2 separate regions of the Homo sapiens genome follow, and region 2 is linked to region 1. The links are chromatin loops, found by intact Hi-C in ENCODE. Cell type or tissue: Caco-2. All regions are shown on one strand.

Evidence for each region. Hi-C counts contacts between places; a loop is a spot of excess contacts. Peaks named below come from ENCODE experiments on the same cell type or tissue, not always from the same donor. Only the 100,000 strongest peaks of a DNase experiment are listed, where the experiment ranks them.
Region 2: a loop joins it to region 1, with 2.7 times the contacts of the local background. A loop is called at or near these places in 6 of 110 quality-filtered maps.

The regions. Positions count from the first base shown.
Region 1 is chr20:43,557,502-43,560,001 of GRCh38, reverse strand. It overlaps SGK2 (serum/glucocorticoid regulated kinase 2), which reads right to left and starts at 975. Exons shown (of 13, transcript NM_170693.3): 1 at 843-975. In Caco-2, no CTCF peak of the experiment used is centred here; a DNase peak (open chromatin) is centred at 1,031.
Region 2 is chr20:43,690,605-43,693,104 of GRCh38, reverse strand. It overlaps MYBL2 (MYB proto-oncogene like 2), which reads right to left. Exons shown (of 14, transcript NM_002466.4): 6 at 786-948. Among named protein-coding and RNA genes, the nearest start is that of MYBL2, 25 kb to the right of the region's middle. In Caco-2, a CTCF peak has its summit at 977 (motif pointing right); a DNase peak (open chromatin) is centred at 954.

The sequences.
Region 1 (2,500 bases):
CCAGAAGCTGGACATCAATATATTCTCCTAACTCTTCAGACTCCGCAAACTCCCACTCAAGCCCCTCCATGAGTCCTCAAGCCTGTCCCTTTCCTAACTTGCCACAGCCCAGACTTGCCTCCCTCTGTCCCACTGTTACATGGACCTGCTTACAGCTCCCTGGCCCTGCCAAATGGGGTGTGGGGGTGGGACAGTGTCACACAGTTCTCTCTCCTTGGAACATTCCCCAACAAACCTGGTCTTTCCAGCTCACCTTTTCACCTGTTCTCATTGCCTTTCCTGGAAGCCAGATGACCCTCCGATCCCATGCACCCTCTCCTGCTGCTGTCCCTGTCTTCACTGTAACTTGTTCATTTACACGCCTGCCCAGTTCAAGTGCCAACTTGATCTTATTTTGTTCCCACAACCCCACGGGTTAGGAACTATCATCGTCCCTGTTTCAAGGAGGAGAAAACTGAGGCAAGGACAGGGAAGTGACATGATCAAGACAGTTAATAAATGACATAACCAGGATTTGAACCCAGGCCATCTGACTGCAAAGCCCACGGCCTGGAATTTCAGGAAGACAATAGAAAGCTAGAAAAGGAAAAAATGAAGTCAGTGGGAAGGAAGTGAGGATGTAAGTTGGTTAGTTAAGGAGGAAGAAAATTAGGCAGCTGAGAAAGCAGATAGTTGGGAGGGAAGGAAGGAAAGGAAGGAGGGAGAAGGGAAAGAAGTCGCCAAGGAAGAAAGGAAGGAAAGAAAGTAAACAGGTACTAGGAAAGATGTTAGCTAGGTAACTAGTCAATCTGGAGACCAATAGGCGAGCAGGCAGGTATCCTGCTCACAGGTGAGCCTCTCACCTGAAAACTCCAGGTTCCTGCTCAGGTCCTGGGGAGCAGCCCCATGCACGGCTCTGCCCTCTTCTCTCTCTTCATGGTCCTTCTGACTGGAGGCACAATCCTGACTTGTCAAGCAACCTTCCCAGTCAGGAATGACCTGTCACCCACTCGCTCCTGGCTCCCAAACCGGCTCAAGTTCAACCTCCCAGCCCTGCCTGCTGGAAGCTGGCTTCGGGGCCTTCCAGTTACTAATTAACCACTGGACCTGAATTACCAAGCTGGCTGCACACACTGGCTCCTGGATGGGCCCTGCCTGGGGGACTCTCTGAATTTTTTAAAGCACAACTTGTTATGTGACCATGGGCAACTGACTTCAGCTCCCTGAGCCTCATGTGAATTGGTGACGGATGGTGTGTCCTGCTGGAGGGACGGTTTCTGAAGTCCCTTTCAACACTGGAACTGCCGCACTCTCTCAAGGTCCAGCTTAAGTGCTGACTCCTACACAGCCTTCCCTGATTCCCTCCGCTGAGTCATCTTCCCTTTCGCTTGGAACCTAGTGAACCAGCAACTGAAAGGTTGGTCTCACACAACACCCTCCTCCACCCCTTCCCTAATGGGGGCCACCAGCCCCTATGTTCAGTCATTTCATGGAAACTTCCAGGACTGGGCAGCTCATTTCCCCCTGAGCCAGCCTCTGGCAATTTCTTGTGTTAAGCCGAAGACTGCCACCCACAGCCTACCCGACCAAGCACTGCCCTGGCACCGTTCTGGGAGAATCACAGCTGAGTTGAAACCTATGCCCCACTCTGCCCTTCAGAGATTTGAGGCTCAGGAACCAGAGATGAGTTCACCCTGGAGAACAGGGAAGGCTTTCTCGGGGGTTGACCCAAAGCTTCCCAGGCCCTGGGTTCTTTTTTTTTTTTCTTTGAGACAGAGTCTCGCTCTGTCACCCAGGCTGGAGTGCAGTGGCGTGATCTCAGCTCACTGCAAGCTCCGCCTCCCAGGTTCACGCCATTCTCCGGCCTCAACCTCCCGAGTAGCTGGGACTACAGGCGCCCACCACCACGCCCAGCTAATTTTTGTATTTTTAGTAGAGATGGGGTTTCACTGCATTAGCCAGGACGGTATCGATCTCCTGACCTTGTGATCTGCCCGCCTCGGCCTCCCAAAGTGCTGGGATTACAGGCGTGAGCCACCGCGCCTGGCCGGCCCTGGGTTCTAACTCAGGGCACAGGCAGGGCCTGGACCCCTGGACAGGTAAGGAAAGCTCTGCCCAGTGACCCCTCCTGAGCAGGCTGACTTTCACACTGCTTCCTCCATTGCCTTTCCATTAAAATGTCAACAACTTTCTGGTAATTCTGGTGCCTTAAACACCGGCTGCTCTGCTGTGCTCCGGAGGAGCCCTGCATGGCCACACACCCCACCTCCACCAACACACATAGCAGCATGTGTCTGGCCCTGGTCCAGATAGGGGAGGTAGCTGGCCCAAGTGCACAGAGCAAATCAGGGCAGCGCACAAGGTCCTGCCCTTTCCAGAGCTCCTGCTGCTGCTGCTGCTGTGCCACCAAGCTCCCTCTCCTCTGCTCTTCCAGAGCTGCTTAAAAAACCCCCAAACACGCCACATACTGGTATTGGTTGCATAAAGTGTATCAAATAATTCCAACTTACAGAAGAATGTC
Region 2 (2,500 bases), 130 kb before region 1:
GCCAAGATCACACCCTGCAACTCCAGCCTGGGCATCAGAGCAAAACTCTGTCTCAAAAAAAACAGCCTGCAAATGTAATACTATAGGATTTTAATTGTTAATTTCTAGAAAAGTCAAAATTATAGAGACAGAAAACAGATCACAGTGCAAGGAGCTAAGGGCCGAAAAAAGGCTAAGAAAAGGAGCACGAGGGAATTCTGGGGTGATGGGACTGTTGTATACCTTGACTGTGACAGTGGTTACATGGCTGTATGCTTTGTCATAACTCAAAACTGTTTATTAGAGTACGTAAATTACAACTCAATACATTTTTTAATTTTTTTTAATTAAAAAGATAGAGACAAGGTTTCACCATGTTGCCTGAACTGGCCTCCAACTCCTGGGCTTGAGCAATCCGCCCGCTTCAGCCTCTCAACTTGCTGGGATTACAGGTGTGAACCAACGCACCCAGCCACCTCTGATTTTTTTATTGCAAACATGCTTTCAGTTTTAAAAAATTAAAATGAGCAACAGGTAAGAAGGTGGCCACCAGCAAGGAGAGATGGAGGCTGAGGATCTCCTTAACTAATTCACAGTTTTATATAATCAGCTTGCTCTGCTATCCTTCATCTGCAGGCAGACAAGTGCCAGTTATGTGCAGAAGTCTCACAAGGCCCCAGAAGCACAGAGCCCACTTTTAGACTCTGTGGCAGAAACTGACCAATAGCTGTGGACAAGGTGTTCAATGAGATGGTGTCAGATGAATGTGAAATCAAACCAAGCCAAAGGCTGAGCAGCTGTCTCACCTGGCCTTCCGTGGGCTGGGCACTCTGGAGGCCGTCCTTGTCCTCGAGCTCCAGCAGCAAGTACACTGGGGGCTTGCAGTCTTTGGACTCGCTCAAGAAGCCTCCTGTGTCCACCTTCCTTTTGATGGTAGAGTTCCAGTGATTCTTCACAGCATTGTCTGTCCTGCAGGGGGCAGCAGGGGGCCTTTGAACCCCAGCTCTGTGGGTGGGGTGCCATCAGGCACATCACTAACCTCCCTAAGCCAAGTTCCTGCTCCTGTAAATGAATCTTCCACTAGATGAACTCTAAGGTCTCTTTCAGTTCCAAGATGAAGTCTCACAAGTCTCTAGCCCTAATAATTTACAGAGCATTTCCACGAAGCTCTGTGAAATAAGCAACTGAATCATTCAGGCTATGGCAAAAATTATAAAATGGCACCAGCTACTGTCAGGTTCAGGTAAAAAACAAAATTTTTTTTAATTAAAAAAAAAAAAAAATTGCCGAGTGCGGTGGCTCACCACACCTGTGATCCCAGCACTCTGGGCGGCCTAGGCGAGCAGATCACCTGAGATCGGGAGTTCGAGACCAGCCTGACCAACACAGAGAAACCCTGTCTCTACTAAAAATACAAAATTAGCCAGGCATGGTGGCACATGCCTGTAATCCCAGCTACTTGGGAGTCTGAGGAAGGAGAATCGCTTGAACCCAGGAGGTAGAGGTTGTGGTTAGCCAAGATGATGCCATTGCACTCCAGCCTGGGAACAAAAGTAAAATTCCACCTCAAAAAAAAAAAAAATGTATATATAAGACCAGGAACAGTGGCTCACGCCTGTAATCCTGGCACTTTGGGAGGTGCTGGGCGTGATGCCAGGCACCTGTAATCCCAGCTACTTGGGAGTCTGAGGCATGAGAATCGCTTAAACCCGGGAGGTGGAGGTTGTGATGAGCCGAGATTGCGCCACTGCACTACAGCCTGGGCAACAGAGTGAGACTCCATCTCAAAAATAAATAAAAATGAAAAAAAAAATTTTAAATTTTTTAAAAATTATAAAACTGAAGATATGTGCTTGGAACTCTCACCCCCTTCCCTGCCCACTTCGAATGTGTAGAAGCCATAAGCAACACTGTCTGCTCATTTCCACTGAGTCTCACGCTGACCTCAGATGCAAGGCCTGTTCACCTCCCACAGACTGATAAGTGGCCAAAGAGGGCAGAAGGCCCAGAACTGTTCACCTCCCTAAGCCTTGGTTTCTTTATCTGGAAGGTCAGAAGACTACGTCATACTCCATCACTCACTGAAGATTCAGGGAGGAGACACATCTACAGTAGAACAGTAGCATAAAGCACAGAGTAGAGTAGCAGAGAAACATGTAGTAATAAAGGCATAGAGTAATACAGAAGGACGGGATAGTACCACAAAAGTGTATAGAAGTATAGTGGTGAGAAGCAAGCGGCAGGTCAGGCGCGGTGGCTCACGCCTGTAATCCCAGCACTTTGGGAGGCTGAGGCAGGTGGATCACCTGAGGTCAGGAGTTCAAGACCAGCCTGGCCAACATAGTGAAACCCCATCTCTACTAAAAATACAAAGGTACTGTGCTGACACATAGTAGTCACCACCTTCTTTGGAGTGCCAAGCAGAATACTCTTTCCTTGAAAAGTGAACAGAGAGTAACAGCTTAACTGAGCACCCAGTCTAAGAGAATATCCTCGGATCATTTGCACTCTAAGCCTTCAG